2 separate regions of the Homo sapiens genome follow, and region 1 is linked to region 2. Evidence: chromatin contacts called from ENCODE Hi-C or POLR2A ChIA-PET data. All regions are on one chromosome and are shown on one strand. Each heading gives the region's core, a stretch centred on a gene start or an enhancer-like site at or near the end of the contact. The rest is flanking DNA. Distances are from core to core; before and after follow the strand shown.

Region 1 (4,846 bases), core at 536-3,035, 36 kb after region 2:
TATAAGGGCAGGGAATTCTGGCTGGACAAAGGCAAAAAGTGGGGTGAGGGAGGATACAGGAAAGAAACACCAGGGAAGACGGTCAGGTCCCAGCTCAGCTTCCTTTGAGGATTAAAGGATTTTAAAGCATTTATGTTTATTGGAATTTCAAACCAAAATACTGAAATAATAGCCTCCATGCTAGGCAAGGTGACCTTGCCTGCAGCATGGAGGGAGGCCAGCCACACCCAAGACAGCCCTGACGGAAAACCTGCCCTCAATGACAAAGGGGTCCAGGGAGGCTGCGGCTTCCCTCCACCTCGATTCAGCCTGCAACAGCCGGTGGCCGGGCCTGGGGGAGGCCGAGGGGAGGGACCTGTGCCGCAGTGACCTCACCAAAGGCAGCTGTGACCCACAGAGCAGCTGAAAGCAAGGCCAAGGGCCGCTTTCAAGGGACAGTTTGTTTAGAGTTTCAAGTTCTAGACCAAGCACGTCCTTGTTCTATAGATGGGGCCAGTGGAGGACTTGTGTGGGTCATGGGTGGGGGTGAGGGGAGGTGCTGGCAGGGAAGGAGGGCTCCTTGGCAAGGCAGTCCCACCCGGCAAGGGGCCACAGTCTGTCCTGGGAGGCTCCTTCCAAGCAGAACTCTGGGTGCGCAGGGCCCACCACACCCCATTCCCCAGAATAAGCGGGGTGCTGCCTGGCACTTTGTCAGGGGTTCACATTAAAGTGTGGTGGCTCTTTGGTTAGTTGGTGCCCTTGGGCTGAGCCACTGCAGGCTCACTCTGTGCAGGGCCCAGCCATGACAGTCACTGTATAGGGGCACGGAGACGGTGGCCACCCAAGAGGTTTGGGGGAGCTGGAGGTTGAAAGGGCTGCCTGGACCTCCCAGGGTCGTTCCCAGCACCCGCGGGACAGTGACCTTGGCCTTGCTGCTTGGGCTCTGGAGATTTACAAGGTGGAAGTGAGGAGAGGCCAGTTGTGACTATTCAGTGGCAGGGTTTTATAGATCTCTTCCCACCCTCCCTGCTGTCTGGGAGACTGATCACCCGATAGGCATTCCTGTTCCAGTCGGATAACTAGACGGTGTGAGAAAGGCCGGCAGCCGAGCCTGGGGTGGAAGGAAACCACCGTAAAGCCACAGATGTCCCAAGACCAACTTGGCACGTGTGCATGTGCGCACCCCACCCCAGCAGCCCCCATGGGAGGCCCAGCCTGAGAAGCCACTCTTGGGGCTGGGGGTGGGAAAAGGGGGTTGATGCCCCGTGGTTCTCACATAGATCCAGAAGAGAAGAAAGGCTGAGAGCTTCGGTCACCAGGCTGTGGCCTGAGAGAGTTGCTGATGGCACCAAAAGCCTGTTGAAGGCTGTGTGTGTGTGTGTGTGTGTGTGTGCACACACACACACACTAGTAGGGAGAGGCAGTGCAGGGCTAAATGCAGAAATGCAGAGAAAGACCTCTGACCACACAGTTCTGTCTAGTCCCAACAGCTTACAAGGAACCAGACCGGTCCCTGCGGTGTTTGTTGAGATAAAACAAGGTCAGGGTTTGGCTTCTCAGCCCCAGGACTTAAAGGGGGTGGGCCCAGGGGGAGCTGCTGTAAAGACCAGAGCCTCCCACCCCCGCCTGGGCCCACCCAGCATCTGGCTGCTCTGCCACCCCTACCTGACCCTGGCAGTCGCTGAGTGGGGCCTGGGGGCGGGCCTGGGGCTGCTCCCAGGGGGACTGTCCATTCTGAGTCTCCCACAGGCTCCCCACCTGGGAGAGGAGTGCCCAGCTCTGATCCTGCCTGGGGCCGCCTGCCCAGACAGCTCATCTGTGGCTTTGTCTGGGGCACAGAGGCGACTGGGTGTGCACCCTGTGGTTTCCATTTTCTTAAGCTTTCTTTGTGCTCCTTCTGCCTGTAATTTCTTTCAGCCTGGGCCTTTGTGGAATCTGTCCGCCACTTTAAAGCGCAGCCGAGGAGGTGCTTTTGCCAGCGGGGTGTGGGTGGGGTGCTGAAGCTGCCCATGGTCAGACCCTGACTCACTGCCAAGAGTCCTGAGTTCCAGAAAGTTCCTTTCTGCTCTCATAGTCCTCCCTTGCCACAACGAGGTCTGACAGAACAGAAGTGCGTTTCCTGACGACTGGATCGGACGCTCATGGCGAGCTCTGAAAGGCAGGAGTCAAGGAAGCCCTCTGTGGCTAAGACACCACACTCTTCACCCGTGATCCCTGAGGTTTCTGCATTCTGACCCTATGATTTAAGTCCCCAGGGACTTCAGCTGCAGTTATGTTTAGGGAGGGAGGCTCAGGAAGAACATGAATTACGGCATAACTCAGAGATGAGGCCGGAGTCCGTTTCAGTGATTGCTGATGGAATGGAACAAGTGTGCATTTATGTTGGGTTGTAAAGAAAACACAGATAATTTATGGGGAAGGAGCTATAGTTTGATGATTGTATCTGCTTTACTAAGTTAAAAGCGTGGAGGAAGTGACTGCAGAAACTTGGTTTTAGCACAGCTGAGGCAGAGGACTTGCGTACAGGAGGAAAGCCATGATGAGCACAGGGCCCTGGCAGATGGAGGATGGGTCTTTGGAAAGCTGGGTCATGGCCCAACAAATGTCAGGGCACATGCGTCCAGTCATAGTAAGTAGACTTTTTCTAGAAAATTCTGTCCAATGGTAGAACATAAGTCCTGTGAATAAGAAACAAAAGCACCACCACGGTGACTACGGTGCAAGGATCAGAGATGGCGCTGTCTCCTTTTAAAGTTACAGATGGTGCCTGGCCTCCTTCCCTTCAGGGCAGCGTTTAACGGCAGCCCTCTCTTAGAGCAAACAAAGAGTCTTCCTTTGCATACTTGATAACAACTTATTTTTCTCATAGATCACACATGCAAACAAATATAGGTAATATGTAAACAAAAAGTAAGTTTTCTCTGCCTTTTCAGCTAGTCTCTTCCCCAAATCACTATAATGAAGTTGATTACCGTCTCCACCCTGGCGCCGGCAAGCACGTGTGCAGGCCCTGCTTTATACACGGAGGGTGGCACAGTGTTCACACGGGTCTAGATTGGCACGTACATAACGCTCGCTTCTCTGTGTCGATGGCTGCATTGCATGGACGCGCTGTAACTCGAGAGGCAGTGACACCCCACCTTCTGGGGGCTTCGTTCAAGTCCCAGCCCTGCTAGATGGCCTCAGTGTAGCCTTGGGCACATTATTCGGCCTCTCTGTGTTTGCATTTCCTCCTCTGTAAGCTTCAGCTGACTTTGTTGGGTCAGTGTGTGTGAAGTGGACAGCAGGCCCGGGCTCAAGGGTAAGAGTGTGCACTTGCTTGCACGCAGGCTTTTCCTTTTTTTCTCTCGTTCCTCTCTCTCCCCCACCCCTTTCTTGCTCTTCTCCTTTCTCTCCCTTTCCTCCCTCTCTGTTTCCTTTCATTTATATCTTTATGTGAACCTCTGAGTTGCCCCAGTGGTTGTTGGCTGTCGCATCCTGCACACGCACAGGCGCCGGCATATCCACGGGGAAAGCCCTAGATGTGCGCACTAGTGTGGATCCCTGCAGTCTGCAGTGGAGGGAGTGGGGTCAGGAGAACTGGGTGTCTGCTCCTTGGAGAAAGGATATATAATCTTTTTCGATCTTAGTGCTTTTATTACAGCAGAATACACATAAGATTGACCAGTATAACCATGTGTCAGGACCCAGCTCAGCAGCCTCGGTGTCTTCATTGTTGTGCAGCTCACCACGATCCGCCTGCAGAACTTTTTCATCTTCCCCAGTGAAACGGGACCCATTCAACACTCGTGCCCCACTTCCCCTCCCCCAGGTCCCTGGGAAGCACCATGCAGCTTCCTGTCTTTGAGGCTTGCCTGTTTTAGGGAGCTCATATGAGAGGATTCATAAAATCTTTGTCCTTTTATGTCTGGCTGATTTCATTTAACATAAAGTCTTCCAGGTTCCTCCATACTGTGGCGTGCTCAGGATCTCTGCCTCTTTTTTCTTTTTTCTTTGAGACAGAGTCTCACTCTGCTGCCCAAGTGGAGTGCAGTGGCACGATCTTGGCTCACTGCAGCCTCTGCCTCCTGGGTTCAAGCAATTCTCCTGCCTCAGCCTCCCGAGTAGCTGGGATTACAGGTGTGCGCCACCATGCCCAGCTAATTTTTGTATTTTCAGTAGAGACGGGGTTTCACCATGTTGGCCAGGCTGGTCTTGAACTCCTGACCTCGTGATCTGCCTGCCTGGGCCTCCCAAAGTGTAGGATCTCTGCCTTCTAAGGCTGAGGACCATCCTGCCATACACACAGACCACGTTTCCTTTCTGCACTGGCTTGGCTGCTGGCGGATGCAGCTGTCTGCCTCTTGGCTGTCCAGGAGAGTGCTGCCAGGAACATGGCGTCCAGGATTTCCTCAGCTGTTACTTTGCATTCTTTTGGGTAAACATCTAGAGGCAGAATGGATAGATCAGAGTTCTAGGTTACCATACTGTTTCCAGAGTCAATTTTCTATTTTGATTTTTTTCACCCTATCTTACGGTGCTGATAAATTTGGATGTTTGACAGGCTGTCCTCCGAAAAGGTGGTACCAGTTTCCTGTCCCTTCCTCTGCCTGTTCCGCACTCTGTCATCAGCATGGGGAGCATCAGCCTTGAGTGTTTCCCAAGCTGCCGTGGAGATGGTTGGGAGCACCTGGGCTTCTGCCACGCTGTGGAAAAGCCCCTGCCGTCCCGTTCCCTGTGTCGTGTGTGTCCCTGCCCGTGCGTTTCGAGCTGGCAGCTGTTTCCTTACTGATGTGTAGAAGAGCTTTAGAAGTTAGGAAATTCGCTTTTTTCATGTGCTGCAAATACTTCTTCTTCCCTCAGTTTACCATGTGTATTGAGATACTTT
Region 2 (4,938 bases), core at 206-2,705:
TGTTTGATAATCAGAAATAACTGATTCTGCTAGACAAATATGCACCAATTGATTGATTTTCTTTATTTTGAAGAAAATTTTTTTCCTCTTAATTATTTGGTGGCTTCCTTTGCTGGCAAATCCAATTTTATGCCCCACAAATAATGTGAACAGTAGAGACTTCTACTTGTAAGTTTCGGCAATTCTTTAAAATATGTTAAGTTTTTGCTTCAACATATAAAGGTTTTTCTTTTCTGAATTGTGTTTTCAGCAGCAATTCAAACCAATTGTATTTTTCCATTATACAAATTACTAATTTAGAATAAATATATTTCATTTCTGTCATGATATCCTAGTAGGCAGGCTCTTGGGCAGACACCTGATATGTGTATGTATTATTAAGTTGTCTACTTTTGTTTCTTAGAAATGTTTATCATTTAAAAAGTAACAGATGGAAGAAGACCATTTATTGAAGACTGTGGCCTGGCTAGTGTGTGGGCAGTAAGGGGTGACTGCACCTGGGTTCTGTGGCTCTGAACGTTTTCTGTTTCTTTTTGGATTATGAGGAGGGAGAACTCTTGGTTTTGTTTTGAGGAACTTCATTGATTATATCTTAATTTTGCCTTATTGGCAAAAAGCACCATGTGAAAATTTATGCAGCGTATAGATTTTCACTGTGTTTTATTTGGTTCAGAGCCGAGTCTGGAAGATGACTTAGTTTATAAGTTCTGTCTCGTGTCCTGTAGCCAAGCTTTCTGTCTCCTTTAATGAGGGCACTGTGTGATTAGAAGCTGTTTCCTCCCATTCCTGTGGACTGAAGGGGCAACCTGAGGGTCTGCTAAGGTGGTGGGTGTGTTTTCTGGGAAGAGTGAAAGGGGATTTGTCAGCCTTTGGGGGAACTTGATAAAAATGAAAGATATTTTATGTCAGTGGGATCACCTTTTTAATCCAAGGGGCAAAAGAAAACTGGTTTCTATTGTGCCCCTGCCCGAAGGCCGCCTGCATGTGACTTTCAAAGGACCCTGCTTGTGTTGAATTTCAGCCAGCAAGTCTCCAGCATACAGAATTTGAGATTTCCCCCACCCCCACCGTTTCTTCTGTTTTTGTTCCATGTAAACAGTTCCCTGCGTAGTAACATAGACAAATATAGCAGAGAATGCTTTTCTGGAAGAAGAATGCTCCCTAAGCATTTTTTAACCATTTTTGGGAAGAATTGATCTTTCTGTGTGTTTCAGACAGACTGGAGAGGGGGAGGCCGTGGCTGTAAATTGAAGTGACATCATATGTATTGCCCCCATTGATCCGCTTTTAGTCTCCAGCCAGGATAAAAGGAAATGGCATCAGGGAGGAAGCATGCTTCATTTAGGCACAGATCCCAGAGTGATAATGGGGTAATAATAGAACTCATGCCACTGTCAATCCGTGGCTGCATTAGTCCCAGGCTTATTCTCTGTCTGGGGAGCCGCACAGTGACTTTCTTCGTGTGAGGCTGCAGCGCACCAGCTGGGCCACGCCGGGAGGTGCCCTCCTTTGCTTTCGGAGGGGTGCAGGCAATGGGGCTTGGATGTTGCCATTTGCTGGTCTCTTGTCACAGGCCCTGCCTCTGCAAGGTCAGTCATGGGACATGTCCGTGGCATTTTCTGATGTAGGAGGTGAGCTGGCCTGTTCTGCATCATGCTAATGGAAGAAATGGTGGCGGAACCTCAGTTGCGTGGGTGGTCTTCTGGGAGCACAGAGTGAGTGATGCCCCCGTGACAGCAGTAAGAGGCTTCTGCAAGAGTCAGGGGTTTTTCTTAGTTGAGCTGCCTCTAGTTTAGGAGGGTGGGTTTGGAAAATTCATATTTTCTTTCCAGGAGCATGCATAAAAACTCTCCCAAACCATTCAAAGTCGTACAGCTTGCGTCGACTCTGAAGTTGGGAAAAACATGCAGTGGACTTTTTTCTTTGTACAGTTCTTAGTATTTAGCAACTATGAGATCTTCCATGTTTAGAGTAGAACACAGACTTCTAAAATCCTTAACAAGCAGCATTTGTACTTGACTGACCTCGTTTAGCATTTTATTTCTTGTACTCATTTCAGTAAGTTTCATAGTTCTGTGAAGTTCTCTTGCAAGTACCCACATCACTTTGGCACCTTGTAGTCCTATTTTGTGTAAATTTCCGAGGCAGATGCATTTTAAAAATAATGAGCTGGTCTCTGTATGGAAAAAATAACCCCATCATGAATTTCTTGTTTATGCAAAGGAAAGGACTTTTGCATTCCTGTCACTGTTGAACTGTGGGTGTGAGCACTGTTGGGCCCCCAGAAATAAAGGCAAGTTCTTTTTATACTGTCTGAAGGAGCTGCTTTCTTAGGTGGTGATGCTTGGAGGTAAGGTCCTTTATTTTTCACGATCACTCTGTGGTACGACCAAAGCCTTATCTCTCTCCCGCCAGTGCTGCTGTATTAAACACAGCTGGCCTTTCAGTCTTAAATTCAGCTGATCTTAAAATAAATAAATAAACGCAGCTGGCCTAGAAGTCATGTGAAGTTTGCTTTGATTTCCACGTGGGTGGAAGTGGAGTGGTCCACATAGCATGTCCCACTCCCCCTGTGCCCGCCCCGGGCTCCTCGTACCACCCGGTGCTGCCTTGAGCACATCTGCTGATACGTGGTCTCTTTCATTTGCTTTACAAACATTTTGGTTTATTACATGACCACTGCTTTTTCATTTGTAGGGTGGCTTTACGGGGAGCAAATGTTTATTTTACAAAGACAAATGTATGGAAGCTGTTTAACCACATTTTTGCTTCAATATGCTCTTTTTAAGGTCTATTATCTTATCCTTTAAAAATGTTGTAATGTGTACTTTGCGAATGAAAGATGCTTTATTAGTTTTATTGTCTGTGTCCCAAAATAACGTTTGTTCACTGATTTTTTTTCCCTACTTTTTTCAGAAACTACATTTCCCCCCATGAGTTAGAATAGTTACAACTAAAAGCCAGGTGGCCGCAGGTTGTTTACCAAGTGAGAGTCATTTCAAGTCTATTCAGAAGAATGGGACTCACAGAAACCTGGGAGCATGAAGCTGGCTCTGGCAGCACTGTGGTCGGGGGCCTTGTTTTAGGGGGAGCAGATACCTGAGGGGAGTGTCCATCCTTGCTTCTTACCTCTCTCAAATTAGAGTCAGTCAGTGTGCTCCCTCCCTTACTTCCATCTCGCGGTCTTAAGTCAGGGAGTTTAGCTTTAAATATTTTCATTGTGTAAAATTTGGAGAGGACAAAAGCTTCCATTGATCCTTTTGGTTCTGTTTCTGTGTAGAGTTGCTGAGCTTTCAGCTTAAAAGAAAACTCAGATATACAGGTATGAATGCAGGTATTTTTGTAGGTTCACATATAGGTAATTGTTTGATTTTAAACTGGAGCTGTATCTATTGGTTAAACCTAGTTGGGGTTAAGTTGAGGACCAAGCTAGTTGTCTTACTCAGGGTTTCTTTGCTCTGTGTGTCTCTTTAGTTTAGACCAAATCCCAAATGAGAGTTCTAACAGTAGGCTTCTTTGTAAGCACAAGCGTATAATATGGGGAGATGCTTTTCTTTCTACTCTCCCCTTCCCTGTAATTCTGCAATTTGGCAGGGCTGGTTCCTTCTGTATTTAGTTAGCAAACGAGGCCCCACTTCTGGCAAAGGGTGTTTAGGGGCTGGTGGTGCCGAGAATCACTTCTCTGTGAGGCTGAGCCCATTCCCCAAAGCCTGCCTGCCTTTGTCTGGAGGGGCCTTGATGCCAGGCGCCTGTTGTCCTCGGACTGTCTGTCTTGAGAAATGCTGCTCACCAGTTTTGAGTGTTTGTGGGGTAGAGCAGGTCCCCATCCTGTTGTGGCCTGGCCTGGGTACCCCTCGTGGAGCTGCTGTTTGACAGCAGCACAACAAAGGGTAGTAGTGAGGTGAAGTGGGGAGAGCCCACGACTGGGGTGAAAAGGAAGACACTGGGAAGAGGGCTCAAGGGCTGGAGGGCATTCAGTCAGTGGCCCTGGGAGACGGGTTAGGGGTACTTGAGGCCATGGGTTGAAGGCCCAGCCTCCTGCAGGAAAGCACCTCTCTCGGAACATCACAGGAGGCTGAAGGGTGAGATGAACTGGAAGGAGAAGGAGGGCAGAGGGAGAAAGAGAACCAGTCTCACTGGGCTGCCTGGGCAGAAGTGCTGGATACCCACATGCACCCGGCAGTGTTCATGGTATGAATGGTGAGGAGGCCTACCAGAGGCTGGGCGCCTGGGTTTGGCCTCTTCTGTAAAACAGTAGATTTCTTTTTAATACCGTATGGTGGATGGGTGATTTTGTTACAAGTAGTTATGTAGTAATTTGATATCTTTAAAACATGCTGCAATTACTTGACTTCTCATGAAAAGAAATGGAGTGTTAGTAATTCTTTGGGTCCTTGTCAGTGCTGATTGTACTGCAGTTTTGCTGAAGGCGCCTTGTTTCTCCTGAGAGAATAGCCACAGCATGTCTTTCAGATGAAGCGATGTCATGAAGTACAGAATATACCCAAGAACCAAGTGATTGCATTGGTGTCTTGTCTCCTTTCTTTCTGCCTCTGTCTGTAGGCAAGTGGGGGCTTTCTTAGAACTTAGAAGAGTGAGGTGAGAAAACAGATACCTAGTGGAATGGTGCGGTGGGTGTGGTGTTTGCAGTGCTTGCTGTCTGCCCGTTGCCCCCCGCATACCTTTTGGAAAAGTATATGTGTGTGTGAATGAGTGAGGGGGTAAGGGGGTAGGGGGTAGGGAGGGTCAGGCAGAGTGCACACTTGGGGGCAGAAAGATGAGGAGCAGGGAGGGAAACCAGTACTTTTTAAAAATTGTTTTAGAACACCAGAAAGTGGCAGTTAAAATCCAGGTGTTCTTATGAATGTACTGTTGACTTGATATCAGCTTCCAGACCTGTAATTGGGATTGACAGGAATGATCTGCACATACACAGGG

Evidence for each region. Hi-C counts contacts between places; a loop is a spot of excess contacts on that map. ChIA-PET counts read pairs that join two places held with the same protein, here RNA polymerase II (POLR2A). Pooled maps may share reads with other maps.
Region 1: a loop to region 2 is called in a map of transverse colon, with 18 times the contacts of the local background. The contact joins two enhancer-like sites. A Hi-C loop is called at or near these places in 10 of 168 maps with a recorded cell type or tissue (Right ventricle myocardium inferior, aorta, ascending aorta and 5 more) and 2 of 50 pooled maps. POLR2A ChIA-PET finds 5 or more read pairs at or near these places in 2 of 52 experiments (AG04450 and WTC11).

The regions. Positions count from the first base shown.
Region 1 is chr9:95,090,711-95,095,556 of GRCh38, forward strand. It overlaps a transcript of AOPEP not described here. Among named protein-coding and RNA genes, the nearest start is that of MIR3074, 7.0 kb to the left of the region's middle. RefSeq lists enhancers at 1-742, 743-1,492. Within about 2 kb of position 1,786, at least 16 of the 41 ENCODE cell types and tissues checked have a DNase peak (open chromatin) inside an H3K27ac peak, as active enhancers do; they include ascending aorta, where a contact is called at or near this core.
Region 2 is chr9:95,054,818-95,059,755 of GRCh38, forward strand. The region is part of intron 13 of AOPEP (aminopeptidase O (putative)); the gene reads left to right. Among named protein-coding and RNA genes, the nearest start is that of MIR6081, 8.1 kb to the right of the region's middle. Within about 2 kb of position 1,456, at least 11 of the 41 ENCODE cell types and tissues checked have a DNase peak (open chromatin) inside an H3K27ac peak, as active enhancers do; they include ascending aorta, where a contact is called at or near this core.